Linked DNA regions of Homo sapiens: region 2 is linked to region 1. The links are chromatin loops, found by intact Hi-C in ENCODE. Cell type or tissue: Caco-2. All regions are shown on one strand.

Region 1 (5,000 bases):
GAGAGCAAAGCTTTTCTAGCCTATTGTTGAAATGTCACATTTTATAGGATTTATGTGGTCCAGATTCAGGAAGATCATTTGCCAAGCACTTAAGGCTGGTTTTGCTGCCCTTTGCTTTTCTCCTCCCTGCAAATACATATGGTGGCAGGGGGAGAGCCATTAGAAAAGAAAAATTATGAAGAAGAACTTACTTGATTCAATACAAATGTCAGCCTAAGAAAGAAAAAGTCCTGCACATTTAGTGTGAGGAGCGTTGACTCCAGAAGCCTGCTCTTTGGTGATAGGCATACTGTTTGCTTCTGCAAATGAAGTGGGCATCATATTTGTTGTGATAGTCAGTGAAAGCCTCTGATTTGGTGCAGCAGTTTGAATTTATGCTCATAATACAAGTTCTCTCCAATATGCTTCCAGGATTCCTTTTGAAACTCCATGATATGACAAGCTCTGTGATTTGGTCATATTCCATTTAGCTTGTTTTATTGCTGTTAATTTTACACAGGAAAATAGATTATCTGAAACTTGTGATCACAGTCGCTGTCAAGTGGTCAAAAATGAAGAAAACCACCAGACAGTGTCAGATTTATTAAATGCTCTAGGAGTACAAAATTAATGCAGTTCTTTGTCTTTGAAAGGTTCAGTGTCCACAAGCTGGATTTATCCTAATGGACAAGCAGTGGAAAGAACAGTCGTCAATTAGCTATCTCTTTAGCCAGACTACACGTTGTCGGAATGCATGTAGGGTGAGCCACCAGTGCACCTAGGCAGACCTCCAATTTGTTCATTTTGACTGTAAGTGACTTAATTTAACATTTTTTCTAAGAAATACATTAGGTAGAATGGTGAAGTTTCCTTTTTTTCATTTTTTTCTTAAAAGAATCACCGGTGAAAAGCCACAGTAAGTAGGCTTCTCACTCCATTTGTTTTCAATCACCACCCTTAATGCATAAATTTCTGAGTAGCCTGTTACTCTTCCAAGCCCTAAACTGTAGCAGTGAATGTGGATTGGAAAGTTCTGGTGCTGTATCCACTGGGTCTATGTTGGGTTTGAACATGTTTTATATGCATAGCATGATTATTCCTGTGCTAGATGATCTTACCTGTGGCCCTTTGTTTTCTGGGTTTTTTGTTTGTTTTTTTGTTTGTTTGTTTGTTTGTTTTAGCAGGAATGAATTTTGCATTACCCTCTTATGAGTTACAGTGTGCAAAATACTTTGAAAGTAAAGTTTTGGTTCCCACATGAACCATTTCTCTTTTACACAGCAATCATTTATCACTTATAAGTGTTAATCACTTATTAACAGTAATTTCATCTGCTGAAGAATTTATCCCCTAATCATGTGATTTTGTTTCTTCATGTGTGTATGTGTATGCGTGTGTGTATATTTACAGCATTGACATTTTGTATTCAAAAATATTAACTTCTCACCTTGGTATTCTGGTAGTGTAATGAAAACATCTGTTACTTGTGTATGGCAATGATGTTTTTACATCTATTTATATTTGTGGGTAGATTCCAAATTGATTCTATGTGAAGATGCACTTCAAACAAAATTCAGTAACTACATGTCTGGCTTTGGGTTTTTCAAACTGTGGGGTTTCAACCCTGAACATGAAGCCCTGATGCAGGACTTAATCCTGAACTCTGCAAACGTTTCCTTTTGCACTTCAACCTCCAGTCCCACTTTATATAACATGGAATATTCTTCTGGTTATTATGTAATTCATTATCTAAAATATGTTGTGAGCAGATAAGCACAAGGACTCTGAATGTGGCTTGTATATTTTTACAGCAACTCTGTGAATATTCTCTTTGGTGCAGAGTGGAGATGTGTGTGGAAGCATTCCTCCTGAATTTTTTATAGACTCTCTCCCTTTGCCACTCTAGTTGCTGTCTCCCACAAAATTTGAGTCATACCTCAACTGTACAAATCCTCCTTTGATGTTCAGTTGCCCTGAAGTGTGCAGTTGTGGAATATGTCTAAATGTCTCCTGTGAAGAGATTGGAGGCGTTGGTTTTAACAAAAGCAATAAAATGATTACAGCTGAAAAGCATGCTGGAGGTAAACAGACGTCTGTCCTTGTTGCTGAACCATTGCTCTGTTAAAAAAAAAAATAAGCACATGATTTAGCCTCTCTTTGTTGCTCTTGTGTCTAGGAAAGTCAAAAGGAAGGAATTTGATTTTTATTGTCCCCAAGATTTCAGTATAGAGTCAGCCCTACAGTATGAGAAACAATATCTTGCTTATCGCCCTGAATTACCATTGTCCAACTGTGAGAGCATTTGCAAGAAGGTGAGAGTGTTTGTGAAATAGACAGAAAGGGAAATCATGTGCTTGGATAAAGCTTTTTGGTTTCTTTAGTGAAGTTTCTGAATTTTCTTCTCTAACCTTGGCACAAAGGCCAACACTCTACATGCAGTAGGCACTTAGTAAATTTATTTTGGTGATGGGTGATTGGTCTTTAGTACCATCAACATCCCAACCCAGGGCTAGCCTTGGAGAAGGACACGGAGCAAGGAGAGGTTTAATTGGGGAAGCCCCACTCCACTTCATCCAACCTTCTACCAGGACATCAAGGTCCTCATGATCTGTAGCTTTCCCTCCTGGCATTACCTCTTGTCCACAAAGTATTAATTCACGTGCAATGAATGGTGTCTATGGCTACCTAGCACTGTCTGTACTTCAGCGAAGAGTAAAGCCTTGAAGTAAACTGAGGCTGAATTTCTGGCATCAGCCTGGAGGCAATGGGTGGTCACTAGGGGCGCCCCCATTACCCTGAAAACCTGTCTGTGTGTCTCTCCTCCCTAGTCCGTAATTTCCTTTACTAGGCCCAACCAGTTTCTCCTGAAAATATTAATGAGAGCACTTCAAAATGTAGGTTGTTGAATTTTAAATTAACCTAGAGCATCACATTGAGTGGGTTTTCATGGTTTTCTACATTGTCTGCTGGATGGACTTCCTGGGCAGCAAGCATATCTTATTCCTAACGTCATAGTCTATTCGCTTTTACCCAGAGCCGGGCTTCATTTAACAATAAGGAGATGTTTTCGATTTTACCGTATGTGGAATGTAACATTTGCATTTGGCAGTTCTCCCTTTAGTCCTGCTCAAGATTTCAGCTACCTCGGCAGAGTGCTAGAAAGCGATATGCTTATTAGAAAACTTTATTAATCAGAGTAGAGTGCTATTTGGCAGCCAGATTCTAATGAGGATGAGGAGCTAAATTTAATTCAAAGCTAAAGGTCAGCAAATGGTGCTAGCCTACCTTTTTTAAAGTGTGTGAGCTTGGACGTTCTCACAGTTTCCGGACAGTTTCATCTAGAAATGTGCATGCTATATTTAGTATGAAAAAGCATGGAAAAGTTTTCTAATAACACCATTTCAGCACACATATATTCCATGAGCATTAATAAGCCAAGCACATTACTGCTTGGCTAGACAATTCTTATAGGAGCTGATGGCACTGAGATGTTATAGCAATTGCCAGCCGAAAACAGGAGGCCATAAGAACATGTTACAATGGAAAGAATTTCAAAAACTTGTAGACGTTTCTTTAAACAATGAACTGTCTGTGGAATATGTGTAAATGGCAGAGTCACTCTCACAAAGTCATGAAGGATATATTTGTGGTGTTCAGCTTATGTCCCTAGGAAAGAAAAATAGGAAAAAGAAAGTTCTCCAGGCAGTAGATGAAGGTGGTGTTGAGCGGTTTTGGCCCTTGCACATGGCCTCCCTATCCTTAAATGGCACCATCATTTCCTCCCTTCTCCTTCCCACTTCTCCTTCATTGCACACTTTCTTATTATCACCTCCCACAAAAACTCATTTATTGAACACATCCTAGGTGAGGGCCCTGTGCCAAAGTCTACAGAAGACACAAGAATGATTAAATTCCTCCTATCACTTAGCCACTATTGGGGGACTAGACAAAGACTCAAAATGTATAAAACCTATGAATGATCACCATGCCACAAAGCAGAAGGTAAGGGCCATAATGTAAGTACAAAGCACTGAGGGAATTCCAATGTAGAAAAGACTGCTTTCCTCCAGGAAGGGTTCATGGAATAGCCTGTGCTTAGGAAAAAATGCACCTGAATTCATCTATTTTTCTCCAGCTTCGTGACCATTACCTAGGCCAGTCTACCATCACCCCTCACCTGCCTTTCTGCAACAACCTCTATTCTGTCTTCCACAGAAAAGCCAGAGATGTATTCTAAAACTTTTAGTTAGATCATATTACTTCCTGGCTTAAAATCTCCTAATGTCCACTCATTTTACTCAGAGTCAAATCCAAAGATCTGTCCAAGTCCTGTAAAGCCCATATGATCTCAGTTTTGCCTGTCTGTTCAACCTCATCACTTGCCACTTTGTTCCATGAGCATTAAGCTCCAGCCATATGCAATTTTTTTTTTTTTTTTTTTTTTTTTGAGATGGAGTCTTGCTCTGTCACCCAGCCTGGAGTGCACTGGTGCAATCTCAGCCCACTGCAACCTCTGCCTCCCAGGTTCAAGCGATTCTCCTGCCTCAGCCTCCTGAGTAGCTGGGATTATAGGTGCCCTCCACCATGCCCAGCTAATTTTTTGTATTTTTTAGTAGAGATGGGGTTTCACCATGTTGACCAGGTTTTTCATGAACTCCTGGCCTCAGATGATCCACCCGCCTCGGCCTCCCAGAGTGCTGGGATTATAGGCATGAGCCACTGTGCCCGGCTGTGTACTTTCTTTCTCCTGCATTAATTGATTACACTCATTCCCTCATTAGGGCTTTGGCTCTAGCTGTTTTCTCCAGAATACTCTTCATGGAGATTCTTCTGGATGATTCCTACTTGTAATTCAGACCTTAGATTAAAAGAAAGAGGACTTTCTTGACTATTCAATCTAAAGTAGCCACCTAGTCACTGTCTTCTCATCATATTGTATTTTAAGTGACTGGTGGCACTGACCACGGCTTGATATTTCTCTTCATTGGTTTGTGTATTGTTTCATCCCCATCCTCACCACC
Region 2 (5,000 bases), 120 kb before region 1:
TAACGCCTATAAACCCAGCACTTTGGGAGGCCGAGATGGGCAGATTACTTGAGGCCAGGAGTTCAACACCAGCCTGGCCAATATGGTGAAACCCCGTCTCTACTAAAAATACAAAAATTAGTCGGGTGTGGTAGCAGGCACCTGTAATCCCAGCTACTTGGGAGGCTAAGGCAGGAGAACCGCTTAAACCCAGGAAGCAGGGGTTGCAGTGAGCTGAGATTGCGCCATTATACTCCAGCCTGGGCATCACAGCAAGACTCTGTCTCAAAAAAAAAAAAAAAATAGAAGACAAAAAGAACATCATTCCAGTAACAACAAACACAAGGAAACTTTTGGGGAAAAAGTTTTTCTTCCCCTAGATTCAAACTATTATCTATTGTTTCTCATTTGCATAATAATTGTATGACTGCTTTCCACCTCTGCTCCACTGTGGTGTTTTCTGTTCTAGCTTCTTATAATACTGAATTTGGACCAGCATATGTTTATCTGTTCACTCATTCATTAATAAAACAAAGTATTGACTACCTGCTATTAATAAATATTAAGCACAGTGTGTTGTGGGAGGAGAGAAGGACATTTTTTCCTACTTAATCATAATTAGCCTTAAATAGTTCCCTAGGAGTTTCGGGTGTGTATGTTCACACTCCTTTGGTGATGCTGAAGCATTTTGAGGACATGACTAGGTCTTACACACTTCGGATTGGGTGTTGCACACAGAATAAAGTCCATGAAACTTCCTGAGTTGAATTATATTTGGAAGACAAAAATAATTTCTGTCTGGCTTAGAAACATTAAGAACCCAAAGTCTATGCGTTAGGGAAGAGAAACAGTCGACATGGGTGCAGAAGTGTTTGTAATTAAGTGGGTGAACTTGCTTAGATGAATGAAACCAGATTATTTGAGCAGGGCCAATGATGCCAGAGAAAAAGAAAAATACCAATGGAGAGTAAAATAAGTACACAAAATGAAAGATTCTGAAGTTTTGGAACGAAAGTTTTAGCTCAGGAAATGGAAGAATACTTGAGAGTTTCATGAGAAAAAAAATAAGTGATAGTGATAGATTGTAATTATGCAGACTTCTCTGAAGTCAAACAGAGAAGGGAGAGTATGAGATCTGTAGTGGTTATTAGAAGAATGATTAAGAGAAAGACTATGGCTTAATGTTTCTCTTTTGCCAAAGATGTTAGAAAGTACTCAATAACATTAAAGCAGAAGAAACAGCAATAAAATAAGAAGGCATAGATACAGTGATGTCATTGAAAAAGCACACAGTCATTGAATCTTTGGCTTTGGAGGGATCTCCATAACCATTTGTCAACATCCCCACGCCTGGCTGAACCACAGAATCACCTGGTGAACTGTTGAAAGAGATTCTGACATTCCTCACCTCATATGGTGAATCTTTCAAAGATGAGAAGGACGTAAATTTCACATAAGCTGTTCTTAGCCCTTTTTGGTCCCTTAAAATTACCCCATTCTTAATTTTTGTCTCCTGAGTTTCCATAAATTATCTATGTATTCATCCAGCAACTTGAAATTCACTATTTTGCTGTTTTCAGAACTGTATACGTGCTTTCTTGTCCAATCACCGCTACTCTTTTAAAAATTGAGACCTTAGCCTGGATCTTCTGCATCTCTTATGTCTTCTAGGATTACTCAAAGATCCCCACAGAAGTTCTGCAGTCACATCTGTGAGTTCCTTCAGTGAACTCTGATAAGATTCATTTGGGCCTAGAGACACAAACTCATAAAGCGGCTAGATGCTCCCTTTTAGTTTTATCACCTCTCTCAGGCTTCGGTTGCTTCTTAATCTGTTGTTTTGTGGCTTAGTGTGAAGATCATTCTCATTGATAGGGAAGATGGCAGCAAACAGAATGCTTGAGTTTTTGTTCTCTCTTACTGTCATCTGCTAATACTATAATATCTGCCCCAAGGGGCGTGTGAATCATTCTTTTCCTTCACTCTAAACATACGCTAACAATTCCTTTTATTGTCCTCTGCATTTTTCTCAAGCTTGAGCTTATTCTCAGATTTAACCCTTCCTGACACTATTCTTACCCAGTTCTCTCTTGCATTCGTTTTAGACGGTGTGCTTTCCCACCCCCGTCTTTTGAATAATTCCTGTTTCATCAGCCACATGCCATTCTTTACATTCCTACCACCTCGGTGGCATTTTAACTCATCTGTATAGTTTTTAGCATTTATCATTATCAAAATTTTATTGTTGAATGCCTTGCTTCCCCCTTAAGACATCTTTCTTGTCTTAGACCCTGGTCATGGGGCCGTATCATTCTTTCCTCTGAACTTGTAGAAATTTGTGCCCTTCCATTTTTGAGAAGTGTTGTCTGTGGCGCAGCTTGCTTTAAATTCGCAAACATTTCTGGATCCTCCCTAGACCTGTGAAATCAGAATTTTTGAAGGTAGCTCTTGAAAATGTGATAATTAGTAAATCTATAATGTTTGGGAATTATGCTGCCCAGCAATTTCATTCCCTGACTCTTACAAACACCAAGCAATTCTCTCAAGGTTTCCATCGCTTTAACTTTGCTTTATTGGTCCAGAGTAATAGCTCCTCTCATTAGTCTCTTCAACTTTCGAAAGATTAAATTGTCAGCAAGTTAATAATTCATCTGTTCTGCTTTTAGGACAGTACAACTTTGGAAAATCACTTGAATTTCTCTAGATACTACTATATCTTGTCTCCACAATAATAACATGAAATATATAAGGGAAATCTTATGCATGTACTCTGGCTGGCTAGGTTGCCAGTAATCTGTTTCCATTAGAGTCATACCATAAGCTTTCCTTTTTGTTTCCTCTTTTATTTTGGACTGAGTGCAAAGAGTTGGGTGAACAGTAATCCTCAGTTCATGGCTCTATCGTCATTTGTCTATACAAAACTCTTTCCCTGTTTGATTTTCCCCTTTAATCCTTAATCTATACTCCTTTTACCCTCTGCATGTAGTGACTTAAGTGTTTGGGATATATCCACAAATAATTAGAGTTGTTTTGTGTAGATATATGTAATTCACAGAAATGGTATTGTGCTCAAAATATCATTGTTTTCTTTTTTCCACTCAGCATTGTTTTTAATATCTCTTTCACACAATTTTGTATCCTTTAATCATATTATATAGTATGTATATGGACATCTGCTTAGCTTCTAAGCACCCTTTACCGCACAATGACACTAAGAAACATCCTCATACGTGCCCTGTAATGGAACTGAGGAAATTTCTCTGGCTTGGAATCATGGGAGCCATAGAATAAATGCATTCTGTCCTTACTACTGCCAGAAAAGAATAATAGCTAAAATAGGATAAATGCATTTTTTAAATTTTCTTTAATCTTTCCCGCTTGCATTTCAAATTCATAGTATTGATATCTATTTCTATCACCAATGCACAAGCATTCTCATTTCCCAAGGTCTCCATCAATACTTGGTATTGTCTACATTTCTGATTTTTGTCATTTGAATGCATATCAAGTTGTATTTCATTGTGTTTTTACATGAATTTCTCTCATTGCTAATGAGTTTGGACATCGTTTTATATGGTTGTTAATTCTTATAGCATCTCATTCTGTAAATTCTTTATTGACATCATTTGTCATTTTTGTTGGATTTCTTGTTTTTTCTTTTGTTTTTTTCCTTTTCATTATCAAGTTGCAGTCTTAATCAGATTTTTCAGTGGTGTACCTCATAAAGCAGAGATCTTTCATTTTATAGTAATCAAGTACATCATATTATTTTCATTAGAGGTGGTTATACTTTGGGCTTTTAGGATCTTAAGAAATCTTTTTCCGCCTCTATGTCACAAAAAATACTTTCCTACATTTCCTTCTACTGAGCTGATAGACTTACCTTTCACATTTTGGTCTTTAATCCACTCACATCCCACTCTGGTTTATTGTGTAATAGAAGGGTATAGAAAGCCAGCTTTATTTTTTCTTAATACAGTGAGGAAATTTTTCCAACACCAATCACAAAACATATTCATTCCCCTGAGGAGTGCAGTGCCCTGGGGTTGGGGCATACCGTGTCATGGCCAGGTGCATGGGCTCTGGGGCTGAACTGCCCAGGTCTGAATCCCAGGTCTGTGACACACTAGCTTTGTGGCAGCTGCTAACTACTGCTTAGCAGTGCTCCAAGTCTCAGTGGGCTGTTTGGAGGAGGAAATGAGATGTCCCAGACACACGGAAAGCACTGTTTTTGTTATTTATCAAGTTCTTCTGCATATATGAATCTATTGCAGTTCTTCTTTTCTCCACTCAGTCTCATTGGTGTCTTTATTTTTTTTTCTTGTGTCAGTATCCATGATAGTTCTCCCTTTCTAATATGTCTAATATGCCTTCCTCATTCCTTTCCCTCCCTTCTTCACTGCCCCAACCCAGGATCACATGCTCCGTTTTGCAGATTGACAAAGTTGACTTTGTCCATGTTTGTTGAGTTGAACGTAATTTGGAGGAATGGTATAAGGATAAGAAAAAAAAACTTGGAGGAGACTAATGCGTAAAGCAAATGGGCGTGCAACTTATTAATTTACAGTGAGACAGATAACTGCCAAACAGACTCAGGTACTTGGTTTTTGTATCTGCACATTCATCTCTGCAGGACAGTATATTTGGAAAGCCATTTATTTTAGGGTCAGGAGCTCATGGAATCGGAGAAGATGGTAGATGGAAAATCTAATGTCATTATGCCATACCTCTGGAATCACCCCATAGTAGACATAAATTTACCTTCCAAACAAGGCAAAAGCTGTACTGTCACCCAGATCTCCCTACTCTTCTGGACAGTGCTGAGTACACACTGACGAATTCTTCTTGCCTAATCCTCTCTCTAACCCCACCCTTTTATAGCTCTGAGCAGAATACCTCATTTCTAACACATTCTCTATTCAGATTTGTCAACACCATTGCCTAAGCCTAAACCATCTTCCTACATTCTAGCCACACCTTGATTCAATTTCTAGACCCAGGGTTTTATCCTGCCCCTTAAG

The links. Peaks named below come from ENCODE experiments on the same cell type or tissue, not always from the same donor. Only the 100,000 strongest peaks of a DNase experiment are listed, where the experiment ranks them.
Region 2: a loop joins it to region 1, with 12 times the contacts of the local background. A loop is called at or near these places in 1 of 110 quality-filtered maps.

What each region holds. Positions count from the first base shown.
Region 1 is chr2:205,475,495-205,480,494 of GRCh38, forward strand. The region is part of intron 20 of PARD3B (par-3 family cell polarity regulator beta); the gene reads left to right. Among named protein-coding and RNA genes, the nearest start is that of NRP2, 200 kb to the right of the region's middle. In Caco-2, no CTCF peak of the experiment used is centred here; a DNase peak (open chromatin) is centred at 1,984.
Region 2 is chr2:205,356,625-205,361,624 of GRCh38, forward strand. All of the region lies in intron 18 of PARD3B (par-3 family cell polarity regulator beta), which reads left to right. Among named protein-coding and RNA genes, the nearest start is that of NRP2, 320 kb to the right of the region's middle. In Caco-2, no CTCF peak of the experiment used is centred here; no DNase peak of the experiment used is centred here.